3 separate regions of the Homo sapiens genome follow, and all the other regions are linked to region 1. The links are chromatin contacts, found by Hi-C or POLR2A ChIA-PET in ENCODE. All regions are on one chromosome and are shown on one strand. The core of a region is the stretch at or near the end of the contact, and the rest is flanking DNA. Distances in the headings are between cores, read along the strand shown. Region 1 overlaps PLCB1 (phospholipase C beta 1). Region 2 overlaps PLCB1 (phospholipase C beta 1). Region 3 holds the start of PLCB1-IT1 (PLCB1 intronic transcript 1).

The links. A loop is a pair of places that touch in the nucleus more often than their neighbours do. ChIA-PET counts read pairs that join two places held with the same protein, here RNA polymerase II (POLR2A). Pooled maps may share reads with other maps.
Region 2: a map of GM12878 shows a loop between it and region 1 (2.7-fold over the local background). The contact joins two enhancer-like sites. A Hi-C loop is called at or near these places in 3 of 168 maps with a recorded cell type or tissue (GM12878, IMR-90 and chondrocyte), 29 of 37 single-sample maps with no recorded cell type and 12 of 50 pooled maps. POLR2A ChIA-PET finds 5 or more read pairs at or near these places in 2 of 52 experiments (BJ and K562).
Region 3: a map of HepG2 shows a loop between it and region 1 (2.6-fold over the local background). The contact joins the promoter of PLCB1-IT1 here to the enhancer-like site in region 1. A Hi-C loop is called at or near these places in 2 of 168 maps with a recorded cell type or tissue (HepG2 and heart left ventricle). POLR2A ChIA-PET finds 5 or more read pairs at or near these places in 1 of 52 experiments (activated CD4-positive, alpha-beta T cell).

What each region holds. Positions count from the first base shown.
Region 1 is chr20:8,392,312-8,397,263 of GRCh38, forward strand. All of the region lies in intron 3 of PLCB1 (phospholipase C beta 1), which reads left to right. Among named protein-coding and RNA genes, the nearest start is that of PLCB1-IT1, 150 kb to the left of the region's middle. Within about 2 kb of position 2,185, at least 2 of the 41 ENCODE cell types and tissues checked have a DNase peak (open chromatin) inside an H3K27ac peak, as active enhancers do.
Region 2 is chr20:8,211,679-8,216,630 of GRCh38, forward strand. The region is part of intron 2 of PLCB1 (phospholipase C beta 1); the gene reads left to right. Among named protein-coding and RNA genes, the nearest start is that of PLCB1-IT1, 35 kb to the right of the region's middle. RefSeq lists an enhancer at 2,312-2,361. Within about 2 kb of position 2,378, at least 5 of the 41 ENCODE cell types and tissues checked have a DNase peak (open chromatin) inside an H3K27ac peak, as active enhancers do.
Region 3 is chr20:8,246,760-8,251,711 of GRCh38, forward strand. PLCB1-IT1 (PLCB1 intronic transcript 1) reads left to right here and starts at 1,945. Exons shown (of 2, transcript NR_046809.1): 1 at 1,945-2,031; 2 at 2,698-2,983. All of the region lies in intron 2 of PLCB1 (phospholipase C beta 1), which reads left to right.

The DNA.
Region 1 (4,952 bases), core at 935-3,434:
ACACGGAACCTGTCTACGCCTTGATTTTGAGCCTCCCAGCCTTCACATCTGTGGAAAATAAATTTCTGTAAATATTTCCCACCTGACAGATCTTTGCTTATAAATTGGCCGGTCTGTTTGTTATAGTAGCACACATAGACTAAGATACTAGTTTTTAATTTGGGTACTGCAGCTGATGGAATAACCTGGGTAGAGTCATACCATCTTTTAGGAATCTCACCTTCCTCATAAAAAATGAAAGAGACAAGCAGGATGATCCCTGGGGACTAAAGGTAATATTTGTATCCATCATGGAGCTATTGGGAGAACTAAATGATATACATCTCTCAAATGGATTTGCCAGCCATAATGTGTGATATAGTAATATCAATTTGTGAGTAAGTTGGGTAGAGTGGAAGGAACTTAGGAATGTATACCAGTTTATTCTGAGAAATTTGTGTTTTGTCTTCTTTGAATGGGAAATGGCTGAAAATTCTTAAATTCCTTCAATGTACCATAAAAAAGTGAAATCCTATATCACTGCCTTTGGATGTGATACATGACCCATAGTAGGTATTTTCGTAGATGAAAGAATTCCTATCTATGGCATTTATCTTATGTGAAAAGTGGCAATTAAGATAGTAACATATTTGCCACTTAACAGATATTTGTTAATGATGAAATAAAGTTTTCCGGAACTCCTGAAATTAATGTCCATAGAGATTTCAAGAAGATGGAATAACCTAACTAATTAGACAGTATGTTTGTTGGTGTTTAAAGGTGAGACAAGACCACTGAGATTAAAAGATCAGAAAATTCTCCTCACACACCTAATACATTTTCTCTATGCCACCTGGTACTTCTGTACTCAAATGCTGCTTGATTTTTATATTTATACCCAAGAATTACTGATTTCAGGTAAGAACAGAGGGCTTGAGAGAAGAATTTGCTCATCACTGCCTGCCATGAATGGGCATAGCTCTGTGAACAGTTATTGTATTTTTTTTTCCTCAGGTATATAGAATACTTTATCAAAACCAAAACTCACTGTTTCTCCAAGTGAGTTCCTTGGAATACTAATAGATGCTATAAAAATGTCATCTAGGTGTGGTGGCTCACATCTGTAATACCAGCACTTTGGAAGGCCGAAGCAGGAGGATTGCTTGAGGCCAGGAGTTTGAGACCCAAAGCCCTATCTCTTAAAAAAAATATAGGTGGATGCAGTGGTGCATGCCTGCCTATACTCCCAGCTACTCAGTATAGGCTGAGGCGGGAGGATTTCTTGAGTCCAGAGTTCAAGGCTGCAGTGAACTGTGATTGCACCACTGCACTCCGGCCTGGGTGACTGGTCAAATAAGTTTGGGAAATGCTAAGGGTTCCTTTATTGCAGGATTTCTCACAGCTTTTGATGTGTTGGACATGGGTTAGTGTCACTTCTTTCTTTTTTCTTTAACTATGGGTCTCTTGGTCACAAGCATCTCATAGGATTAATATAAATGTTCTAAAAGCCATTTATTATGAAGTTAACCACACTTAATAAACTAGAACACCAGTTTATGAGTGATGCTTGTCTTCACAGTAGTGCAGATCCTATTAAAGATGTTTAGAGAACAGGTTCTTAGGTGATCTAAACCAGAAAGGCCTTTTTCATATATCTTGATAATATTAATATAATGTTGAATTTTGTCTTGTATTATATTATGATGTTTTGAATTTTAAAGTTTACTATTTGCATTCTTCCCACCTAATTAATTTTTTTAATTTGAGACCTTATGACAGAAAACCATCAGCATTGCCCACATATTACTCAAAACACAAGAATTTCATTTATTCCCATAGCACCTGGAATCTATGCTGGCATTTAGACAAGCCTAATGCCTAGTGTACCACTAGAGTGAGATTCTCTGTCCACTCTTAACTATTTCTAGAGCCTATTTTTCTATGGTTTCACATCTTATGACTTATATAAAATTGGTACTACTTGGCCTTTGTGGAAGGATTTTAAGTCAAGGTAAACCTTGAATTGAGGTTAGATTAAAAGTGGTAGAACTTACTTAGGGAGCAATAACTTTTAATAGTCATAGTTTCTTTTCGGTTCCTGGTGTGTGTGTGCAGAAAGAAAGAAGTCTGATGATTCTCTGGTTCATGGGAGTTGACTTTTATGCCCTGAAAGTGAGGCTTTGCTTCTGTATCCTCACACTGGGGAACAGCAGTGGTTAAGAGGCTCCACCAGTATTACTCATGTGGTCACAATCAAGTTGCTTAACTTCATGTCTTGCTTTCTTCATCCATAAAATGAAGTTAATAGTACTATTTCTCAGGGTTATTGTGAGGACTAAAGGCCATAACATATATTTCATAATAGGGGATCTGTAAGTTGTAGTTACTGTTATCCTTAAAACTATAGGCCATTAGTGCATATGTTTAATAGGCTTGAAGCTGTGCCATTATTTGACAAGTTAAACTCTTGGTTGCATCATCCATATTCTCAATGTTTTTCTTTAGGTATTTGCATTTGCCATCTATAGTATATAGGCTTCTATCTGGCAAAGTTTTCACTTTTAATGGTATCTTTAACAATATTTTTCAAAAGCTTTGAGCATCACTCATATTTCAAAAATAGTAAGGTCATGTTAAACTTTTAAATTAAATCGTTTCTTCCTAGACTATTTCAAGATTTGTAATACCTGGTTAAAATTGTTTAGCAAACACAATTTTTCTTTCTATGAATGTTAATTAAAAATTAAATTTGACTCTCTTTAGTTGAAATTAGTCATTTTGTATCTGTGCATGAATTACATTTTCCTTGATTCTTATAGTACCTTAGTATAAATAAATTTAGTAAGAGTTTAAAAAGAAGTTTCCTTGGTTGAGGTACATACAAACAATATGGGAAATTGAACACCTATTGACTTTATTATTTTTGCCATAGATAAATCTCTACTGTCGAAAGCAGTAGTTAATGAGACATTTATTTTATTTTATGGGTCTCTGAAACATGCTTCTCTATTAATCAATTTGCTTGCAATTTTGTTTGAAGATTAAAGATTCTTTAGAAGGCATTGTCTACATATTATTACTTATGGATACCAGATGAAAATCTAAATAAAATTAATTTAAGATCTCTTATATTAGTTCTGTCCTACACATATACCAAAGAATGTGGAATGGCTGAATAAGGAAAATTAAATTTTAAGTTTACACAATTTTAAAGTCAATAATGCTTTCAAATAAATTATCTATACATAATATTGAAAAGGAATAGCTCTTAGAATATCTAAAATAAAAATAGATGATTGAGTGGGATATTTCACATGAGTTGGTGGTTTATAAAACTTTGAGAAAGTATGTTAAAGAATAAATTGTGTAAGTAATAGCGAACTAGACTCAGTATTTAATTTTATGCTTAGCTGCTCAAAATTTCATGGTTTGAGTTGAGAATTCTTAAGTCAAATAATTTATTTGAAGGATACTGTAGAGCATTTGAAATACTGTGAAGGTGTGACTAGAAATCTGTTTTTCCCATTTTAAAAAAAAAACAAATTGTTATTCTAGACTATAAAATATAGAAAGTCATAATAGATGGATACTCTTCTCTGTAAATATATTTTCCCCTGATACTTAACTGTACCATGTTATTCTAAATTATTCCTGGTAAATGCTTACAACTCTTCCAAGTGTCTGGAAACTCATCAAGCTTCTTTTAATCATGTCCCTCAAATATTCGGCTTGTAATTTACTAATATTCATGCCCTGTTTAGATTGTAAACAGAGAAACTACAAAGTTGTAACAGAAAAGTAATATATTGAGCTGAATCATGCCTTACTTTTGTAAGTTGAGCTTGTTTCTCTGGCAACAAGATGTTAGATAATAAATCATATATCTAAAACCATATAACTACAGAAGTGGGGAGCTGAAAGTTCAGAAGTATCATCTGACTGTGTTGATGGCATCTTTACCTCAATTAATAAGGTGTGGCAACGTTCACTCAAGGACAGAAATTCAATCTGTGGTGGATCCAAGGGGATTCAAAATATTTCTTTTAATCCAACCAAAACATATTGCTTTAATGGCATTAGTTGGTATTAGTTGCATGTGGCAAAAATTTCATGCACTATTAATCCTAGCACTACACTGCAACACTAGAATTATGTGTCCTTGGCCTTAAATAAATTATTCGGTTGTATGATTGAGAAGAGAAAAACCAATTATTTTAGAGGCCAGTCCTGAATTATTGCCTTAATAAAGGTTCAATTTCAAAAAAATGGGAAGTTGCTCAGTCCAGTTGAAAAACAAGGTGGGAAGAGTAACAGCAAGTGAGTCTTTAATTTTGTCAACATCTGATGCTACTGTTAACACAAAAAGTTGCTTTGAAAAAAATTCAACTAAATAAGTTGCCTTCGTGGTTTAGTAATTCCAGATATACACAATCGTCTGTTTATTTTCCCAAAGATCAAACTGTGTTCATCTATATATTTGCATACGTAACATATTAAAGTTTTCTCATCTAACATGACACTGTAAGCATGGCCATGATTCTAAATATTTTTAATATTTATCAGTTGTATAGCTGAATAATAATGCATTGATTGGAAATCATATTAACTACTTACTATTTACTTTTGAGTAGACAATTTCTGTTTTATTTTTGCTATTATAGGTAAATCTGAAGCAGATATCTCTTCTTCATTTGGCGTTTTTATTCTTTGGTAATGCCTCAAATTGTAATCCTAGCAGTGAGATTACAGATCCAAATAGATCTAATTCAATCCATTATCACAGGTTTCTTCCTCATTTCCTCTTCTTTCATGTATATCTGTTTTTGTATAGTGGCAATTTTGATTCCTTACTGCATTAATGTATTCACTTCTTTGTCATAGTCTACACAAAATAATTCTAGAATAAAAATACTGTTGCTACTAATACAAGTCCACTAGAGAAAATCCAACGTTTCTTTGCAATTATCTTTATT
Region 2 (4,952 bases), core at 1,128-3,627, 180 kb before region 1:
CCTTAAATTTTACTTAGTTTTGTGTTTTAGAGCAGAAGATGTATTCATTTCAATTTCTCTTAACATCTATTGCAGTTCTTTTGTGAATTATGATTGGAACAGATTGCAAAATCTCCCAGTGTATCAGTTTTCCTAAAATAAATCATTAAAAGCAGTTCATTATCTATAAATCTTTCCTGGGTTAAAATAAAAATCTGCTTTCTAGGTCAATCTTCATTAAGCTATTAATATCCTTTTCATATTATAAGCCTTTTAATTTCTTTTATTAGCAACTGAAAGTAGCTGAAATATGAATGTCATTGTTTTGAATATTAATTGATGTTTGAATTATTTTTAGTAATTATGCTCCGACGTCAGTGAACTTCATTCCAGCCCACCCAGGGACAAGGAACTTCTCCAATATATTTATATTTACTGAACTGTATTTATATTTGTATATTTGTATTTTACTTCTTGTGATAGATGTTCCTAGTTTCTATGATTTTTATTGCAGTAAAATTCAAGAATTGTCACAAGGGTGATTCATTAGTGGTACATTAGAAAAGCCTGATTTTTGTTTTGCTTTATTTTCAAGCAAATCAAAACTTCTTCAGCATAAATACATGAGAACTCAATTTCCTAAGTCTAGAACAGCATTTGAATTTTTAGCTCATCATAGTAATTGTTCAATTTTTTCCAGAATTACTATCTAACCATTTTGTATGCATTTTATTCTAAATACAATTGACATCAAGAAAATACGGTGGGTGAAAAGAGCCCTGGAGTAAGATTCTGACAGGAGACTTCCTCTTTCTGCTCTGTGACCTTTTTCAAGTAAACATGTCTCTGAGTCACTTTGTTACCATTTATAAAATGAAATGGTTTAGTCATAGTGATTCTTCTTAATTGTTACTGAGATTTATAATTTTAAAAGCAATATAAAATTAGAGAAAACACAAGCCACGTAGGCATACAAAACGCAAAAGATGAAACATCTCTACAACTTCAGACCTTGGCCAAAAGCATTGTTCACTGCTGATGGCTGAATGATATACCCTTGCATGAGTATGCCATTATTTATTTGCCTCTCGAAGGACATTTAGAGCACTTTGAAGTTCCAGTTGCACTCCACATGCAGAGACTCCCAAAGAACATTCTACTACATATTTTAGAATTTACATGTGAAAATGCAGAATCAAAGTATGTGAACATTTAAATTTTCACCTTCGTTACCATGAAAGCTATATCAAAAGTTGACATTGTAGATTTTTTTTTTCTTTGCAAATCTGTATGAAGGAAAACAAAGTTTCTTCCTTCCTGAGTTCTCTTCCTCCACTCCTGTCTTTGTGAATGGCCACTTCATTCAAGCCTCTTCAGGTACCTTTGAGATTGCACACCATGTTTCCTTCTGAGTCTTCACAACTCTATTGTCTCAAAGCTTGATGGTGACAAAAAGTGTGTTCACTAATTCATCCAAGAATTTTGGGGGCCTGGTGTTACCCTGAAGGCTAAAGTGGTAAACAAGAGCATTATGTTTCATAGTTGCTTTTGTGAAGCTTAAGGTCTAGTGGATCAAGAAAAAAATGTCCATTAGATAATGGCAGGAATGCCTGTGCTTTTCCAAAATGCGAAGGGTGAATACAGAAGGACATGATTCAGTCTGATGGTGGCTGGCAGTGACCAGGGTCTTCAGGGAAAAGCTCACTGGGAAGTGATCTTAGCTCCAAAGGTGAGTAAGAACTAATTATCCAAAGTAATGGGGGTAGGAAGTGGGCTGGGAGGAAGAGCTTTGAAATCAGAGACATACAAAGGCCCTGCAGCAGGAGGTAGCAGAGCAAGTTAGAGTTGTTGAAGTTATAAGGCCCAGTGGCTGAGCCCAGAACACAAGGTGAAGTTTGGTCAAAGGTAAAGCCAGAACAGGGGTCAGAATAAAGCTTGCTCTGTTGTGCATTTTTTGTTACATCTGAAATGCAATAAGAAGCCAATGAAGAATTTAAGCAAGGTGGAAATAAGGGAAATGGTGGTGGTGGTGGTGGTGTGTGTGTGTGTGTCTTCATAAGAGTAACATGATTAAGTTTGCATTATCACAAATTGTCATGAAATATAAAAAGAATGCTTAGAATTTAAAAATTAGATCTTGCTTATCTTGTATGACTTGTAAGCAGATTGTAAGCATGTAAGCAGATTGTTCATGATTCTTTTGGAGGAAGTTCTCCCCAGTAATGCGGTTACTTTCCAGCATTTAGCAAGGAAATACAAATAACGTCATTTTCCGACAGGGCAGAGAGTCCTAGTCTAATTTAGTGTCACAACTAGCAGTTCTGTTATACTTTAATCCTTAAATATTAGACCAAAGCAGGGACAATAGAAAATGTGTTTACAAACCCTCCTGATTAAGGTGACTAAAAAGCAAAAGCGAAACAAAGGAGGTTGAGGTAAAGAGCAGTCTTACACGTAAGCTTCCAGCTTTGGGACTGATTTACAAACCACAACTGAAATGGGTATTATATATATGCTGATGAAAGTAGCTATGTAACATAGTTTGGATCTGTGTCGCTGCACAAATCTCCTGTTGAACTGTAATCCCCAGTATTGGAGGTGGGGCCTGGTGGAAGGTGATGGGATCATGGAAGCGGATTTCTCATGAATGGTTTAGCGCCATCCTCTTAGTGCTGTCCTCACGACAGTGATTGACTTCTCAGGAGATCTGCCTATTTAAAAGTGTGGCGCCTGGCTCTTTCTCTTTTGCTCCTGCTCCCACCATGCGAGACCCCTCCTCCCCCTTTGCCTTCTGCCATGATTGTAACCTTCCTGAGGCCTCCTCAGAAGCAGACATCTGTGTTATGCTTTCTGTACCGGCTGCAGAGCCAATTAAACATTTTCTTTATAAATTACCCTGTCTCAGGTATTTCTTCATAGCAATGCAAGAACAGCCCAATACCCTGTGTCTTCATTCATTAAAAGGCTACTGAACTATGCCTACTACTGCATTTTGCAGACTTGCTTTTCCTCCATTTAGAACTAATGTCTTTTATTTCAAGACCTAATGTCACCTCATTCTTTTTTCATGTGATAATATCCTCTGATGTGGCCTGCGAGTTGCCCATAAGGAATCGTGGAGTTTGGGATGATAGTTTTGGGGGTGTGTGCTATTTTGCCTTCTTTTTTCACTCTCAAATATAAAAAGGATCTAAGTGCTACTCCTGAAGTTATTTGCGGGGACTGTTTGCACTTTCTTGCTTGAGGTGTGGCTGTGGAGGGCAAGACAGACAAAAGTCCAAACTAAATGGAAAATGGTGCAGTTATTGCTGAAATAGGTTTCCCACCATCTAATTCCTTTGTGTGCTACTGGCTGAAAAAGTCCTTTTCCTTCTCAGCTCCACAGCTACTTTTTCAGGACAGAGTCTGATTTACATAGACAGGCTGAATGCAGAAGCTGTGTGTTTACCATGTGAATTTGAGGCCACTGAGAAGATTATTTTGTTGTTCTGATCTCTTGACCTTCTGAAAGCTCCCATCAGACCTTTCTCCTCCCACCTTCCACCACACTATAAATAAAAGCCAACCCATAAGCACCCACTCAGATGTATCTGCTTCTTAAATTTCGGAATCGATTTGTTAATCTCAAAAGGCCGTAAAAACCTGAAAACTTAAGTAGCTAACAGAGAAAAAAAAAAGTTCAAACAGATTCTTGGAAGGCTTTGAAGCTAGGATGCTTGGGGAGCATCTTTGTAGTCTGTTGAGGGATTAGAGACGGCAACATCATGTCGCCTCGCAAGCCAGAGGACAGCTTTGAATTGCAGCCAATCAGAAGCCATAGTATGTTTTTGGAAGGTGGTGGGGGCCAGTTTTTTCCCTTCAAATAGCTGACATTTCGCAGCCCCCGTCCCTCTTGGAGCACGACAGCCAGAGAGTATGCAATTTGTTTGGAATTCTCTCACAACAGTCCTAGTTTGAGGCTAAGGCTAGGTTGTGAACATTTAGAGTTTTTGTACGTCTTGACAAATTTGTGTTCATCAGGTGCTCCGTGACCATCAGTATTGTTTTGGTTATACAGACCAAGTGTTCTGGGCTCAGATCCAAAACTTGCACAAGTAAATCAGCCTCAGAAGGCAGCCTTAGAGATCTTTGAAAAGTGCTGAAGTAGGGCTAAATATTAGACAATCTGCCATAATTTAAGTTTTATATGTATGTATATATATTTATATATATATTTAATTCACAGCAGGGAGCAGTACACACATCGTAAGAGAGAAATCTACTTTATGCAGAGTTAATTGGATGATACCCTAATTTGATGATACCCACATCATTCAGTAATTCAGTTTTGCGCTTTCTTTCTTTTTATGCTTTTCATTTAAAAAGCCTATTTATATGATGTTGAGGAGTTTGTTAAAATTAGCTGATATTTTAGGATCCTTTTGACATTTTATATGATTATAGGACATGGGGACATGAGTTCAGAAAAATTGGAAGGCTCTCACAGTTGAAGAACTGCCATATTTGGGAGTCCTTGGCAAAGTTTTATGTAAACTGTATGTTTTTTACTTAGGGAGTCTTTATAATTGAAAGCACCCATCATACTTTGTGCATGGACTTCTATTCACAGAATGAATTTAGCAAAGCTATTGGGCAATATAAAATTTTAGGATAGGGAAAACATAGCTCAAATGCTATGGTCATTGTGGATCTCAGACTGAGTACAAGGCTGCAATATTCACTCCTGAAGCTAGAAACAAACCTCAATCTGAAACCATGCTGGAATTCTGTAATTCTCTTCCACAAAGCTAAAGTAGAATGTGTTGTGTTCTGTTTTGGTCTCCACAGTTTAAAGAGGACTTCTAAAACAGAGGCAGAGTTCAGAGATGAATTTGAGTTTAAAAATACGATTCTAAGTAAAGATAGAAAGTGGGTATGGTTGAGTAGAAATAGAAACCTGATCGTGACTCATGGTGTCCACTCAACCAAAGGTA
Region 3 (4,952 bases), core at 695-3,194, 150 kb before region 1:
TTGTACATAGTTTTTATCTTTTAATTTGCAAATGGCTGGTTTTCTTTTCTCGGGGAATTTTTTTCTGAGATGAGGATTTGCTTCCTCTGAATGACTAAGCTGAACTGAATCTTTCCACTCTTTAGAGCTACCCTCATGCTCTTGAAGTCCTTATGTCTGCAATGATTTTAATCTCTATTTCTCAGGTAGCCAGAAGACAGGATATTATACTGTGGTTTTCCACAGCAGCAGGTCTGTTTGGCTAGATAATCAAGGTATCAAAACTAATTCTTTAATACAGATGGCTTACAATACTTGTGAATTGCATTTTCCAAGGAGCACTGTCATATTCTCAATATTACCACACTTCCTACACCTTTAGCATCCTCTCTCAATACTATCAGTTCCCAAAACCTTTGCCCTATTGTGCCAAGAAAAGACATTTATCAGATGAGTAAACTGAGGCATAGGAAATATCTATCAGTTTCATAAAGGGTTCATCACCTGAGATGCATGGGTTTCTTATTTCTTGGCCCTCAGCCATATGAATTATCCAATTTGATTTTCAGATTTCTCTTTTTTTCTTTATACAGCTTAAAATGACATATTCTCTAACTCATTCATTCAACATATCATTTCTTCTTGAAGGCCTAGTGACATAGAAATGAGGGTATCTTTAGAAATCATTAGAAATTTTAAATGGTTAAATGAAGGAGCTTTAGAAAACCATCTTAAATTAGGAGCTTAGTGAATGTTGCTTTATTTTTTAATTCACATATAGTAAATGAAAACATGAATTTAAGAATTGGCCAGGCTAAGATTCAAATTCCAGTGCCACCATTTATAAATAACATGAGTGAACTTAGACAATTTAATACAGCACACACACACACATACACGCAAACACACACACACACACACACACACACTTTTGCCTAATACCTGGAACATAGTAGTAAATGCTCAATATTTTTTTACTCTCAAAAGCAAGGGCAGCATAGGAAATGACCCTCTCAAGTCAGATCAGGAGTGGTGACTAAATGACAAAGGACCACTTGTGCAGACGTCCTTGTGTTTCTTCATCTTAGCTTTAGGGTTTTCTTTCAAGTGTCCAGATTGCACCTATATTACCCTTGGGTAAGAGCCAATGAGATAATCCATACAGAATGCCTAGGGCAGGGTCTGGAAGGAGTAAGTGCTGTATAAAATTATCCTTCTTCTTCTTTCACTTCCTCTCTTTCTTGGGGCTGACCAGCTGATAAACTAGTCCTCTGTCCTAGATTGTGTTCCCCAGAAACAGACCTTGAAATGAGGATTATGTGCAGGGGATTTATTAGGGAAGCATCTCAGGAGAGACTGGCAGAGGAGCAGGCCAAGGAAGGGAAAGAAGACACATCTGGGTTCCATTTCAGGTGAAGTTCCAGCCTCTTCATGACCTCATAGAGTACTCTGGAACATAAATAGCACCTCAGAGTATGTCCTGCCTGGAGGCAAGGTAGCTTGGCTTTTACATTCCTTCATCCATCTGTCACTGGCTATGGGCCCTCCTGGGTGGGCTATCACCTCCCAAGCACTTCCAGCTCTCCATAGTGTTAGGGCAGTTGCAGTAGCAAAAGAGAAATTTCTGAAGAAGGCTGCTACAGATACTGCTGCAGCAGTATCTTCTGTTGCCATCCAGATTACCATTTCCATTCTCAGCCTTCTGAAGAAGGCTGCAGTTGGAAATAAAGCATGTAAAAGCTGGGAATGGGAGCACAGACCCTGCAAAAGGGACAGAGGTGGCAACTCTGGTGGCAGCAGCAGTATCTGCTACGTCCTCTTGGGTTTTATAGGCACCAGCAAAACACATCTTTTGTTAAAATGGTGGCCTTCTGACGGGAAGGGCAGGTCTACTACTGAGGTCAAAATTCATGTGTTATTTTTGTAAGCAGCTACTAAAGCAGTATCAGTCCAGAGAAACGAGTCTATCTTTGAAGACCAAATACCCAAAAGATCTGCTTCAACCTTCCCCAGTTAATCTTTTGCCAGAAGATTCACAATCTGAATGTGGCTGTGAGTATTTGATTAGAGTATTAGTAGGTGAAGGAAGGTGGTATGCAAGAATCAGCTTTAATATTATCCCCGTAGAAGGGAATAATTGGTGATTAGTTTTCAGGCTATATAGGACTATTCCTCCTAAATGAATGGATAAGCTGAGAGATTTACTTCTAAAGAGGTATGGTCTTTTCATTTTAACTCGAGATTTTAGGAAAGACCAACTTAAAAAGAAAGCAAAGGAAGTTTCAGGAGATTTCAGAATTTAGAAGGAATTCTGAAATTCTCTTCTGGGGAAATGAAATCCTAAGACTTGCATGGATATTTCTGAAAATCAAAATGAAATATTTTGGTTGCATAAATCGTCAACTGTAGTTTTTAACTAAGGAAATGTAATTTAAAAAATCCAAGTGTTCGATTTACATAAGAAATAGAGTTATTTAAATAGAAGATTTCCAAAACGCTGTTAGTGGTCTTTGACGTCTTTAAAAAGGCATTTATATTTGTGAAAAGATGATCTATTTTAAGGTGTAATTATTTCTAATGTGCCTCATTTTGGGGTCTCTTGAGAGATTAGAAATTGCTAATAAGCAATTTTAAATATTTTCGAGGTAAGTTAATAAAACACTTCATCGGTAATTCATGACTTGTTATCATTCTCACATTATCCTTGTGTGGGTAAAGGCCTGTCCATCATTGGAAGTAATTGGAAAGAAAACTTTGCCTGAAGCTACATGAGAACTGGAACCCTTAAATCATGAATGGTGGCAAGATTCCAAAATTAATTATGAAGACTATTGGAATGATGTAGCATCCTTTAACTCTTATTGTGATCGACAGAAAGTATCATAGATGGACAACTCACTTTCCCTTTGCTCTGTGCTTCCTGGTGATTTTAGGTCACGTCCACTCTGAAATCTGAGCTGTCATTAAAGCCATGTCTTCGTGTCTGTCTGTCTGAAGCAGCAAAGATGAGACAGTCTGTCGCTGTGTGTGACCCCAGTGAGCCCCATAAGCAGAAGGCCCTGAGTCTCAATTTGTTTCTTTTGATTACTGGCAGATCACTCACTGTGCCATTTCTCTGATGTGACTGAGCATATTAGCTGTGCCCTCCCCTAATTATTCATGCTTCCAATGTTACCCATTCAAAATTTATGACCATGAGGATGGTGGGTTAGAAGCCTGAGGAACTGAGGCTCAAGCCTGTTGCCAGAGATTTACTGTCATTGTTTTAGGTGCAAAGTATTAACAGGCAGGCCAACTCACTTCAATTCCTGACTTAGTACATTTAGTGGAGAATTAGTTGAGAATGAGTACATTTTCCCTGACACAGCTGCAAAATCAAACACACGAGGAGTTATTGAAAAACTGGGATTTAAGCTTAAACCTATCATTTCTATATCTGATGGGCGCCATCCCATATCTGTGAAAATCTGACATTGGGGAAGTGAAATGCAGGCTTAAAAGAATGCTTTCAAGGTGCATAGCAAAAGCAATCTTACTCCTTTAGTGTTTCCCATTTAATACTTTTCAATTTTTAGTTAGTTAATTAAGGAGAAAATCACTTAATAATCACATAACATAGATTGCTACTATAAATACCTGTATTGTCTATGTTACAATTTTCGCATCTATTTTACTTTATTATTTGTAATCTGTTGGGTTTTGTGACCTTGTGCTCCAAATGATTTTGCATCTGTAAGGTGGTTGGGAGTTAGATACCCTTCATCATATCTTTTGCCATCTTTGAGTGGCTTTTTTAACCTTTCCTTTTAAAAAAAAATCCCTTAATCCACAGTCTAATAAAGTAGGAAAAACAATCAATAAAGCATACCTACAAAAGTTCCATTTTAAACTTTTAGTGAACTTAAGTTTACTCATAGTGCATTTAATCTTCCTTTCTGTCTGTCAGTTAGCAAATATTTATTAAGCCCCAACAATATAACAGAGACATTGCTGGCTGCCAGGTCAGGGGGCAAGAGCCATGATGCATTTCATCTTACTTTGAGGCTGTCGGTCTACAAATATTTATTGAGCTCCCAACAATATGCCAGGGACTTTGCTAGCTGCTGTGGATTCAGAGATGAAAAGACATAGTTCCTTTTATTCACAGAATTTACAGGAGTGATACAAACAAAACAACATAGGAGACATAAGATATGTACTCTGATTGTCTTGGTCTGTTCAGACTGCTATTACAACAATACCTTAGACTGGTTAATTTATAAACATTAGGAATTTATTGCTTACAGTTCTAGAAGCTGGGAAGTCCAAGATCAAGGGCACCAGCAGAGTCAGTGTCTGGTAGTGGTCTGTTCTCATAGATGAGTGCTTTTAAACTGTGTCTGCACTTGTCAGAAGTGCAAAGGGACAAACAGGCTCCCTCAAGTCTGTTTTGTAAGGACACTAACCTCATTTGTGAGGGGATGTCCTCATGACTTAATCGCCTCCCAAAGGCCCTACCTCTTAATACGATCACAGTGGGAGTTAAGTTTCAACATAGGAATTTGGGGGGAACACAAACATTCAAGCAACAACAGTGATGATGGTTAGGCCAAGAACGGTGCAGTCCTCAAGGAGAAAAGCTTTATATCTGCTAGGGAGAGTAAGGAAAGTAGCCTTGGAGCTGAGGCTTGGTGCACAGAGAGGAGTTTGCCAGGCGGATAAGAGCAGGAGAGGTCTTTCAAAGCAGGGGAAACAACATGGTCAAAAGCATGAAGACCTGCCAGAGCTTCCAGAATCTATCAGAGACTTTGAGTTGTTGGAGAATGAAGTATAAGGCAAGGAGTGACTGCAGCTGAGGCATGGTTGGATGAGGGTCAGATTACAAAGAAACTGTATATGCTGTTCAAAGTGGTTCCTATATTTTCTTCCTGCTGGTTATTAGAAGGGCATGTGCCCCTTTTAGGAGGCATCTGCTATGGTTAAGATAATAGAAA